3 separate regions of the Homo sapiens genome follow, and regions 1 and 2 are each linked to region 3. The links are chromatin contacts, found by Hi-C or POLR2A ChIA-PET in ENCODE. All regions are on one chromosome and are shown on one strand. Each heading gives the region's core, a stretch centred on a gene start or an enhancer-like site at or near the end of the contact. The rest is flanking DNA. Distances are from core to core; before and after follow the strand shown.

Region 1 (3,858 bases), core at 1,359-3,858, 260 kb before region 3:
GCTGTGGTGGTAAGTTGATACCGTGTAACTAATCCCGTGGATGCCTCCTCGTTATTTTTGTCCAAACGAAGCAGCCGTGGTAGTAGCTGTCTATGATTCTTGCTCAGCAAAGTAAAATAAATGTTAAATATGGACTGCTTTGTTTTCTTCCTTGTGGAACTCTGGTGTTCATGCTACTTTGTTCACCGGTGGGGCTGGCTGTTGCTAGCAAAGAGGCTCTTCACAGAAGTGGCTGAACCCAAAGTTCTGGTTGGGAAAGGCCTTTGTGGCAGCTCCTATCAAGCGCAAGTGCGAGGCCACCCCCTCCTCGTGGGCTCTGGGGTCGATTTTGTTAGGGTTTGACATGAGTGGCTGCATTTGGGTACTCACAGATTTCACAAAGGAAGGGTAAACTGGAGATTTTTGGCCGGGCACGGTGGCTCATGACTATAATTTCAGCACTGTGGGAGGCTGGTGGGCAGATACTTTAGGTCAGGAGTTCAAGACCAGCCTGGCCAACATGGCAAAATCCTGTCGCTACTAAAAATACAAAAGTTAGCCAGGTGTGGTGGCGCACGCCTATAATCCCAGCTACTCGGGAGGCTGAGGCAGGAGAATCACTTGTACCCAGGAGGCGGAGGCTGCAGTTACCCAAAATTGTGCCACTGCACTCCAGCCTGGGTGACACAGCGAGACTTTTTCTCAAAACAGAAAAAAACGTGCTGTGGCTCACGCCTGTAATCCCAACCCTTTGGGAGGCCAAGGCAGGCAGATCACAAGGTCATGAGATCAAGACCATCCTGGCTAATACAGTGAAACCCCATCTCAACTAAAAACACAAAAAAATTAGCCGGGCGTAGTGGTGGACGCCTGTAGTCCCAGCTACTCGGGAGGCTGAGGCTCGCAGGATAATGGCGTTGAACCCGGGAGGTGGGGCTTGCAGTGAGCCGAGATTGCGCCACTGCACTCCAGCCTGGGCGACAGAGCAAGACTCCGTCTCAAAAAAAAATAAAAATAAAAAAATAGGGAGATTTCCCCAGTTACCAAGAACTCAGGAAGCAACATTAAGAGCTTGGGGGAGGCCAGGCGCGGTGGCTCACGCCTGTAATCCCAGCACTTTGGGAGGCAGAGGCAGGCTGATCACGAGGTCAGGAGATTGAGACCATCCTGGCTAACACGGTAAAACCCCGTCTCTACCCAAAATAAAAAAAAAATTAGCCGGGCATGGTGGCAGGCGCCTGTAGTCACAGGTACTCAGGAGCCTAATGCGGGCGAATGGAGTGGAGGCGGGAGAATGGCGTGAACCCGGGTGGCGGAGCTTCCAGTGACCCGAGATCGCGCCACTGCACTCCAGCCTGGGCAACAGAGCGAGACTCCGTCTCAAAAAAATAAAAATAAAAAAAGAGCTTGGGTACACAAAGCAAGCAGCATTTCATTCCGGGATGAAAAAAATTCCGATACCCATCGCCCTTCTTGGGCCCTTGTCAGTTTCTTGCCACATCTTTCATTTTCCCATTTCAGGCCCAGTAAATGCGGATGTTTATCTTCCATTGTTTGTTTCCTGAGATTCAGATGTCTAAAGCATTTTTCTGTGACTTTTCAAGTCAAGAGGAAAACCTGACATATGGAAAGGGAATTAATTGCTCGTTTTATCCTCTTCTCCTGCAATGCTCTGAATCCATGGGTTTGGAGTGGGGCCCTGGGAGTTGGGGGAAGCACCATACCCAGTGAGTCTGCACTTTGAGGACCCACTGCCAGTGTCAGCTTCAAAATCACATTGTAAAAGGCCGGGCGCGGTGGCTCACGCCTGTAATCCCAGCACTTTAGGAGGACGAAGCGGGCGGATCACTTGAGGTCAGGAGTTCGAGACCAGCCTGGCCAATATGGCGAAACCTCGTCTCTACCAAAAATATAAAAATTAGCCGGGCGTGGTGGCGCGGGCCTGTGGTTCCAGCTACTCGGGAGGCTGAGGCAGGAAAATTCCTTGAACCCGGGAGGAGGCTGCAGTGAGCCAAGACCACGCCACTGCACTCCAACCTGGGCGGCAGAGCAAGGCTCCGACTCAAAAGTAAATACATGAATAAATAAAATAAAATCACATCGTAAGAGCTCTCCCTGCCCTGTTTCTGAGTAAGGTTCAGAGTTAAATTCCGAGATCGGCCTTTACAAGACACACAGACCTGAGGCGCCTCACGAGGTAACCAGCAGGTAAATGGAGCGCGCTCCACCCACCCGCCACTAGGGGTCCCAGCGGTCAAGGGGGTGGAATGCGGGCGTCCATCGCGAAGGCATTCTGCTCGCAAGCCTTGGCACAGGCGCGGGCTTCGCTACCGGAAAAGTCCCGGTAGGATTCCGGAAGCCGGCCACGCGTTCCGCGCAGGCGCAAACTGCTCCAAAAGTGGGCGTCGCTCCTCCGGAGTCCCGATTCCTGCGTCACAGCCCGCGCCGAAGTCGGAAGTGCGCTCACCGGGCTGTTTCTTCTGGCGTCCTGGACCTGAGCAAGCGCTGTTTTATGCGTTATCATCCCGCGCAGACACAGGAAGTGCCGCACAGAGCGAGCCCCTGTCGTTGTCTCGAGTTCTGGGCCGGAGGTCGGCTATTATATCATCATTACGCGCCAATACAGGAAGTGACGATACTTTTGGCGCGCGCCGGTTGCTGTTTCTTCTCTGGCTCCGGGACCGGCGGCGGCGGCGGCGGCAGCGGCGGCGGCGTAGGGGTGAGTTCCGACTGGGCGGACCAGGTGTGGGAGCGCGAGGAGAACTGCGCACCGAGGTCTTTCTTCCGAGCAGGCCTCGGAGCGGGGCGGACCCGGGCCCGGGGGCGAGCGACACCCTCGCTTCCGCGGACAGTCTCATCCCGCACGGAACTTTGGGTGGTGGAGGCGGCGGGTCCAAACGCTGTCTGGAGCCAACGTCTGCCAGGCTGAACCTCAAGTGTGCGGGACTGAACCCGAGGAAATAGCCCAGTGCCCGGGTCAGGTGGCCTTGTTCGCGAGCACATCTCGGAGCATCTCCCCGGTCTCAAGGTGCAGCTGTCCAGTGTGCTAGTGGCTTCACGTAGTCCAAGCGGTCTTTCTAGCAGATTCTGACAGTAAAAGCAGTGTTTGATGAGTGGCAGGTCCTGAGTTAAGAGCCTTTAAACGGATGATCTTTAATCCGCGATCGATACTATCACGTAGGTGTTGTTATTCTGGTTGTACGGAAGACTAAACTGAGGTGAATTACGTTACCCAAGACCATACAAGAATGACAGAAACGAGACTTGATTTCAAGCGGTCATTTTTCAGAACCCATCACTCTTTTTTGTCGCCCATGCTGCAGCGCAGTGGCTGTTCACAAGCGCACTTCAGCCTGGAACTCCTGGGCTCAATCGGTCTCCCATCTCAGCTTGCAGAGTATATGGGACTACAGGCGCTCGCCACCTTGCCTGGCTTACAACTTATCATTCTTGTTTTTTTTTCTTTTTTTTTTGAGACGGGGTCTTGCTGGAGTGCAGTGACGCGACCTCGGCTCACCGGAACCTCCGCCTTTCGGATTCAAGCGATTCTGCTGCCTCGGCCTCCCGAGTAGCTGGGATTACAGGCACCCGCCACCACGCCCAGCTAAGTTTTGTATTTTTAGTGGAGACAGGGTTTTCGCCGTGTTGGCCAGGCTGGTCTTGACCTCCTGACCTTGTGATCCACCCGCCTCAGCCTAGAGCTTACTTTTTTTTTTTTTTTTTTTTTTTTAACCAAGTCTTACTTTGTTATCTAGGCTGGAGTGCAGTGGCGCAGTCTTGGCTCATTGCAGCCTTGACCTCTCTGATTCAAGTGATCCTCCTGCCTCTAGCAGCCTCCTTCCTGTAGCTAGGAATACAGGCACGCGCCACCACACTGGG
Region 2 (3,718 bases), core at 1-2,500, 280 kb before region 3:
AAAAAATTTTTTTTTTTTGAGACGGAGTTTCACTCTTGTTGCCCAGGCTGGAGTACAACGGTGTGATCTCGGCTCACCGCAACCTCCGCCTCCCGGGTTCAAGCGATTCTCCTGCCTCAGCCTCCTGAGTAGCTGGGATTACAGGCATCCACTACGCCCGGCTAATTTTGTATTTTTAGTAGAGACGGGGTTTCTCCACGTTGGTCAGGCTGGTCTTGAACTCCTGACCTCATGATCCACCCTCCTCGGCCTCCCAAAGTGCTGGGATTACAGGTGTGAGCCATCGCGCCCAGCATTTTTTTTTTTTTTTTTTTTGACGGGAGTCTCGCTCTGTTGCTCAGGCTGGGGTGCAATGGCGCGATCTCAGCTCACTGCAAGCTCTGCCTTCCAGGTTCAAGTGATTCTCCTGCCTCAGCCTCCCGAGTAGCTGGGATTACAGGTGCCAGCCACCACACCCGGCTGATTTTTTTTTTGTACTTTTAGTAGAGACGGGGTTTTGCTGTGTTTGCCAGGCTGGTCATGAACTCCTGAGCTCAGGTGATCCGCCCACCTTGGCCTCCCAAAGTGCTGGGATTCCAGGTGTGAGCCACGGCGCCTGGCCCAGAACCTTAAGTTCTTGATGTACAGAGAACGGCAGCGTCAGTGAAGTGTGATTTCTGTTTTTTTGTTTCCACTAATTGTGAGCAAACATTAGGGTGGGGACTGGGCTGCTTGTGTGGGTCCCACAGGCTTCTTGGAGCACAGTGTCAGCAGAGAAGGGGAATGGGGGTCCTCATTGCGGGGAGCAGTTTTGCCTGGGATGCTGTGAGTTTCTCAGAGGGAAGCTAAGTGGACAGACTGTTCTGGCAAGAGGGAGATGCTTGCCTTTTGAATTCCAGGTTTGCCTCGACGTCAGGTGGGACGTGACTGGCGTCGTCTGCACACGCCCGAGCCCACGTGCTGTTCCTTGCTCCTGGAGGGGTTTCTTGAGCGTGGCCTCCTTGCCATGTAAATGAATTTGGTTTTAGAAACTCGCTGGTGGTGGCAGAGCCTGTGTAGCGGGTGCTGTGACAGCGTCCCCAGCCAGGGGGCAGCCTTCGAGGTGGGAGGGAGAGGTCAAGGGCCGTGAGGCCTAGTGAGGTGGGGAGTGAGATCCACGCCTGCCATGAGCTCCACCCCTGCCTTGCGGAGCCCTGTCGCGAGTGCTCTGTCCTTTTGCTCTGCCGCACCCTTTGTTGTTGGATTTTCACCTCAGGAAAGCCAGGTAGCTGCTCCACCCCCAGCCAGGGCCCATCAGTCCGGGAAACTGGCACAAAGTCTCCTAGCTCCCTGGCTCAGGGCCCAGCCAGTCCTAGCTCCAGGGAGGCTGCAGCCCATGGAGGTTTAGCTCCCAGCTTGTTGTCACCCCAGGCTAAGCAGTGGGACTGTGCTGCTGAACAGGAAGAAGGGAATGGTGTCTTTGTGGAGATCTGGCACTGTCAGTGGCCCGAGGAGTGGATGAGTCCTTTGTTATTCCGAGGCTGTGGGAACTGGTGGAGGGGTCGGCCTTCTCCTCACTGAGGCCTGGGGTGCCCTTGGAGGCAGCTGTCCTGGTGCACCGAGGGGTCAGGGCACACATGGGTGGCCTGGGAGCGTCTGGGTGGCACTGAGCTGGCGGTGTGATGGGCAGACGGGGAGACCTGGGTGCACAGACACACACAGCAGGGGGAGGGGAGGAGAGAGAGGAAGGCTGCAGAGGCCCTGGCATTGCCGCCACTGGGGAGAGGGCAGAAGCGCCTGTTCCCGGGTATGGGGAGGCCAAGTTTCAGGCACCTCTGAGCACTGCTGGGCAGGTGAGCTGGGGGAGAGGCCGGCCTGAGCACCCAGGCGAGGTCTTCATGGGGGAGGGGGTGGCGTGCGTCCCTCAGTGTGAACACAGAATATTTATGTATACATATGGCACGCACGCAAGTGCATAAACATAAACACAGAAGGAGGTCACGAATGAGGTGGGAACCCCAGTTTCCCGGGGGAGAAGTGAGACGAGGAGGGGTACTGGGTCGGGCAGCACGGCCGGCACCACACGCTCCCAGAGCGCCTTGGTGAGACAGGATGGGCGCCCCTTCAGATGCACAGCCTCCCCCGAAGCAGGAAGAGAAACCCAGGTGTGAGAAACAGGAAATCGGGCTGCCTGAGCGCTGGGATTGAGACCTGGGGGAGGTGGGGTCTCGGTGCTGCGGAGTCACAGTGGCGTCTGTGCAAAGCCCCAGCTGGGGGGATGATTCCCACTGGACCTCAGGAGGAAACGGCTGTTCTGACCTTCCTGGAGCTCGTGGGAAGGGAGGGGGTGTCTCGCCCCGAAGCCACAGTCGCCTGAGCGTGAAGCGGGTGTAAGTGTGGTTTTATACCACGGAGTCTGTCTAGAAAGTAGCATGGAACTTTAGGAGGCCGAGGTGGGCGGTTCACGAGGTCAGGAGATCGAGACCATCCTGGCTAACACGGTGAAAACCCGTCTCTACTAAAAAAAAAAAAATTACAAAAAATTAGCCGGACGTGGTGGCGGACGCCTGTCGTCCCAGCTACTCGGGAGCCTGAGGCAGGAGAATGGCGAGAACCCGGGAGGCGGAGCTTGCAGTGAGCCCAGATCACGCCTCTGCACTTCAGCCTGGGCGACAGAGCAATACTCCGTCTCAAAAAAAAAAAAAAAAAGGAAAAAGAAAGTAGCATGGAATTAGTCCTGGGCACCCGACAGCGGCAGCCACAAAGCCCATCGAGAAGGTGCAGCTGCCAGGCAGGGCGTGAAGGACCCACAGCCCCAGGTCTGCCAGGACGACAGTCAAGTGTGCCAGGAGACCGTCTCTCAAGAGCAAGGATCCGCCAACACGCGCAGAGAAAAACGGGATTCAATTGCTAAAAATCTTTGGACAGTGAACGATTGCATTTTCTTTTTTTCTTTTCTTGAGACAGAGTCTCACTCTGTCACTGAGGCTGGAGTGCAGTGGTATCATGTCGGCTCACTGCAACCTCCGTCTCCTGGGTTCAAGCAATTCTTCTGCCTCAGCCTCCCGAGTAGCTGGGATTACAGGCGCCGGCCACCATGCCCTGCTAGTTTTTATATTTTTAGTAGAGACGGGGTTTCGTCATGTTGGCCAGGGTGGTCTCGAACTCCTGACCTAAGGTGATCCACCTGCCTCGGCCTCCCAAAGTGCTGGGATTACAGGTGTGAGCCACCGTGCCCGGCCCAATTGCATTTTCAAAGTGATTTTAAATTGGTGGTTGAAACCTTTGAGGACATTAAATGTTCAAAACGGGTGATGTGTTTCCTTTTCTTAATATTTTAGCGTCTGCTTCTGCGCTTTGCCTGGGAGAGGCCCTGGTGGCCTCGTTCCTGGCGCCCGGAGTCCCTGCTGCGGCCCCACCCCCGGGCGGTCACGGTGACCCATGCTGCCCAGCCTGGAGGTAAAATCGTTCGTGGCTGTGGCTTCAGCATGTCGTCCTCGGTGAAAACCCCAGCACTGGAAGAGCTGGTTCCTGGCTCCGAAGAGAAGCCGAAAGGCAGGTCGCCTCTCAGCTGGGGCTCTCTGTTTGGTCACCGAAGTGAGAAGATTGTTTTTGCCAAGAGCGACGGCGGCACAGATGAGAACGTACTGACCGTCACCATCACGGAGACCACGGTCATCGAGTCAGACTTGGGTGTGTGGAGCTCGCGGGCGCTGCTCTACCTCACGCTGTGGTTCTTCTTCAGCTTCTGCACGCTCTT
Region 3 (3,514 bases), core at 571-3,070:
CTGTGGGAACGTGCCCTTCACCCTTTGCCAGCAGTTGCTGGGGAGTCTTTCCGGCCCCTTTCTCAGACTCACCACCTACCTCCAACCTGCGCAGAACAATCAGCGTCCTGACCACTTGCTAGAGATGGCTTCAGGCCGACCACTCCATCCTCACTGCAGGCCTTCATTCCTTCTGGCTTCCATCACTGCATGGCCCCCTAAGAGGTCCCCCTCCTGGCCCTTGTCACTGTGCCTCATGACAGCCACTACGCCCTAAGCCTTTGGAGGCCAGGGACAAAGTCTCGTTCACTGTCCTTTCCGCTGCATGAGTGCAGTGTCTGGCCAGGTGCACGGGGCACTCAGTGCCTGTCAGCCCTTGGTAAACAGTCCTGGACAACAGGGTCAAGGACAGAGCCCTGGGCGGCCACATTCGGTGCGTGCTCCTGTGTTGTGGCAAAGCTGCCTTTTCTGCGTTTCATGTCAGTGAAGGAAGACAGGGATGTGGCAGAGCCCTGCGGGTTGCTCCCATCACTCACTCGGTTTGTGCCATAGTCCTCCTGTTCCCAGGCGGTCCCAGGGCCTGCCCCTGATGGGCTGGAGGCACCACCAACCTCCCACTCCTCTGGCAGTCACAGCTCAGGGAATGGGCAAGCAGCACCAATGAGAAACCAGCTGTGTGGTGGGGTTTCCAGAGAAGAGGAAATTCCTTCTTTCCTGGAGAGCGTGCAGCTGTAACTCACAGACGAGACATCCCTGAGCTACCAGCCTGGGGAAAGAGGACATGAGTAAAGCTGTAACCATACCGTGTTACCCATAACAGGCGGTGAGGAGAGTGGGTTTTGGTTGGCACTGTTTGAGCTGCAGTATCAAGTCATGGCAGAGCTAGTGGACAGCTGACCTGGGGGTGGGGGTGAGGAGCAATGGTGGCTTCTGAATTTGAGCCCGTCTGAGCTGGGCAGTTACTGGCAGCTCAGTGTGTGAACCTGCAACCACTCAGGCCTCTGCTGCCCTTCCCTCTTCCTGCCTCACCGTTCCCTGCCCCACGCAGGCTTCCCCACCATCCTCACCCGTGGTCCTGTACTAGTCCTGGCAAAGGTTCCGGTAACTGCAGCAACAGATACCTCCTGCCCCTCCTGCACAGCTGTGGTCGATCGCAGGACAGCCGCAGGTGATGAAAAACCGTGAACCCAGGACGGGCAGGGCGTGAGACCGCCTGCGGGAGGATCAGCGATGTCAAGACGTTACAAACGCACGAACCCCCTCGCCGTCTCCCTGGCGTTTGTGAGGTCCTGTCCAAGCTCCTTCACACGTAGATCACCGGGCCTCGCTCCCCCGACTCCTTCCGTGGGCCTGAACCTTGAGGTACTTAGGCCTCCCCACGCTGGAGGGGCTCTGTAGGGACGTCGAGGCCACGTTTCCAGTCATCCCTCCACCCGTCTCTCCCCAGGGGCTGAGTGTTGAAGGCAAGACTTTGCAGGAGTCTGGCGTTAATACGCATCCCCAAAGTCTGGAGTCGATAAGGACTGAAGACACGACGCCGACGGCGGCCGGGGGACACCGGGCATGCGCGTCTCATCCAGGGGGAGGCCGAGCGGAGCCTCTGACCCTGCCCCGCGCCCAGGGTTCAGCAGTGGGGGTCGTCCCGCCCCAGATCCCACCGAGATGGCCCCCCTTGACCCACAGGCCTTTCGAGACGCGAGCTTCCGCGATCCGGGGTCTCTGTGCGAACGTGGGCATCTTGGAAGAGTCCCAGCCCCGCTCGGGGCGCACAGGCAGGCGCTCTCAGCACGGCACCCGCGCCTCCGCTAGGGACAGACATGCTTCCGGGTCGGCCGGCACCGCGGAGTCCCCTGGGTAACGAGCCCGCCCCACCCGCGCCAGGTTCCGGCGTCGGCGTTAGGCGCGTTGCTGACGGGCAGGTTATGTAGCCAATTGCGGCTAGGCGGCGTCGCGCTGGTCGCGGGCCGAACCAATGGCACGCGACGGGGCGGGGCGGTGGCGGCCGTGGAGCTTCGCGAGGAGCCGCCCTGAGGGAAGAAGCCGAAGGGGAGTCGGCGGCACAAAATGGCGGCGGCGGCGGCGGCGGCTGGTGCTGCAGGGTCGGCAGCTCCCGCGGCAGCGGCCGGCGCCCCGGGATCTGGGGGCGCACCCTCAGGGTCGCAGGGGGTGCTGATCGGGGACAGGCTGTACTCCGGGGTGCTCATCACCTTGGAGAACTGCCTCCTGCCTGACGACAAGCTCCGTTTCACGCCGTCCATGTCGAGCGGCCTCGACACCGACACAGAGACCGACCTCCGCGTGGTGGGCTGCGAGCTCATCCAGGCGGCCGGTATCCTGCTCCGCCTGCCGCAGGTGAGGGCGCGGCCGCGAGCCTCCGGCCCAGGTAACCGCTGGGGCGGCAGCCGCCTTTGTTGGCGGCGAGTCGGGCCCGCACCGCCCCCGCCTAGACCCCGACCCCAGCCCCTGCCCCGACCCCAGCCTCGGCGCCATTCCCTAGCCAGCCCATGCCCCTGACCCGGGGCCTCCCCGCCCGCCAGTGCGCTGGATCCCGAGACGGCGGGACGCGAAGAGCCTTTGTGGACGTGGGAAGCGTTTCAGTGTTTGGTTCTGCGTGGGGAGTCCCACGTTACTCGATGACTTTCGGCCGCGAAGGCTTTGAATGGTGCGTTTGAAAATACGGAAACTTTCTTCTACTCTAGGTGGCCATGGCTACCGGGCAGGTGTTGTTCCAGCGGTTCTTTTATACCAAGTCCTTCGTGAAGCACTCCATGGAGGTAAGGCTTCCTCCTGCACTTCATTCCCAGCGAAGTATGTTGAGGGTAAAACGGTTTGTTACTTTGCCCGGTTACTAAGGGAGTGAGTACTTGCCCCCCAGTCTGAGCTCTGTGCCGGAGGGTTCTGTTTCTTGACTTTTTTTTTCCCCTGGGTGCACCTCCCTTTTGGTCTGAATAGCCCTCAAGCCTTTGGCGGCCGTCAGGACGCCGTGGCTGGGGACAAACATGGGCGTGTTGCAATGCTTCCGCTTCAGCATGTGTCAATGGCCTGTGTCCACCTGGCTTCCAAGATAGAAGAGGCCCCAAGACGCATACGGGACGTCATCAATGTGTTTCACCGCCTTCGACAGCTGAGAGACAAAAAGTGAGTCAGTCAGAGCTGTCTAGTCTATCATAGATGCCTATTTTCTTTATTTCTGATTAAGTTACAGTAAGGCTTGTATAACACAATACAGGCCTGAGGCTCTAAACCTGTGGGATATTCATGAGCGCAGTCTCAAGCTCCACCAACAGAGCCTGCTCAGAGGCATCAGTAGATGCGGTTTAGTAAGGGCAGGGGCTCCAGTGAGGACAGTGCGCTGTGGCGGGTCGCGCTGGGGCTGGCTTCCTGCTTTACCCATGTCAGTGCACGGCCCTGCTGCTGCTTCTGTCCCACAAGTTTCTGAGTGCTCTGGAGCAGGGAATCTTAATCTCAGCACTATTGACATTCAGGCTGGATAATCTTTTTTTTCCTCCTGAGACAGGTTTCCTGTTGTCCAGGG

The links. Hi-C counts contacts between places; a loop is a spot of excess contacts on that map. ChIA-PET counts read pairs that join two places held with the same protein, here RNA polymerase II (POLR2A). Pooled maps may share reads with other maps.
Region 1: a map with no recorded cell type shows a loop between it and region 3 (16-fold over the local background). The contact joins the promoter of CDK11B here to the promoter of MRPL20-AS1 in region 3. A Hi-C loop is called at or near these places in 3 of 37 single-sample maps with no recorded cell type and 8 of 50 pooled maps. POLR2A ChIA-PET finds 5 or more read pairs at or near these places in 3 of 52 experiments (H1, activated CD4-positive, alpha-beta T cell and activated CD8-positive, alpha-beta memory T cell).
Region 2: a pooled map shows a loop between it and region 3 (9-fold over the local background). The contact joins the enhancer-like site here to the promoter of MRPL20-AS1 in region 3. A Hi-C loop is called at or near these places in 3 of 37 single-sample maps with no recorded cell type and 4 of 50 pooled maps. POLR2A ChIA-PET finds 5 or more read pairs at or near these places in 4 of 52 experiments (B cell, K562, activated CD4-positive, alpha-beta T cell and 1 more).

What each region holds. Positions count from the first base shown.
Region 1 is chr1:1,657,754-1,661,611 of GRCh38, reverse strand. CDK11B (cyclin dependent kinase 11B) reads left to right here and starts at 2,608. Exons shown (of 20, transcript NM_033486.3): 1 at 2,608-2,698. It overlaps SLC35E2B (solute carrier family 35 member E2B), which reads left to right. Exons shown (of 10, transcript NM_001290264.2): 10 at 1-134. RefSeq lists enhancers at 2,222-2,501, 2,522-2,611, 2,043-2,765.
Region 2 is chr1:1,676,428-1,680,145 of GRCh38, reverse strand. It overlaps SLC35E2B (solute carrier family 35 member E2B), which reads left to right. Exons shown (of 10, transcript NM_001290264.2): 3 at 3,300-3,718. The coding sequence starts at 3,447. Among named protein-coding and RNA genes, the nearest start is that of SLC35E2B, 15 kb to the left of the region's middle. RefSeq lists an enhancer at 2,092-2,141. Within about 2 kb of position 1,250, at least 15 of the 41 ENCODE cell types and tissues checked have a DNase peak (open chromatin) inside an H3K27ac peak, as active enhancers do; they include B cell, where a contact is called at or near this core.
Region 3 is chr1:1,397,836-1,401,349 of GRCh38, reverse strand. It overlaps MRPL20-AS1 (MRPL20 antisense RNA 1), which reads right to left and starts at 1,820. Exons shown (of 3, transcript NR_015434.1): 1 at 1,661-1,820; 2 at 1,047-1,192; 3 at 1-745. CCNL2 (cyclin L2) reads left to right here and starts at 2,015. Exons shown (of 11, transcript NM_030937.6): 1 at 2,015-2,331; 2 at 2,679-2,753; 3 at 3,008-3,117. The coding sequence starts at 2,044. RefSeq lists an enhancer at 534-1,077 and silencers at 1,463-1,522, 1,813-2,052, 2,123-2,302.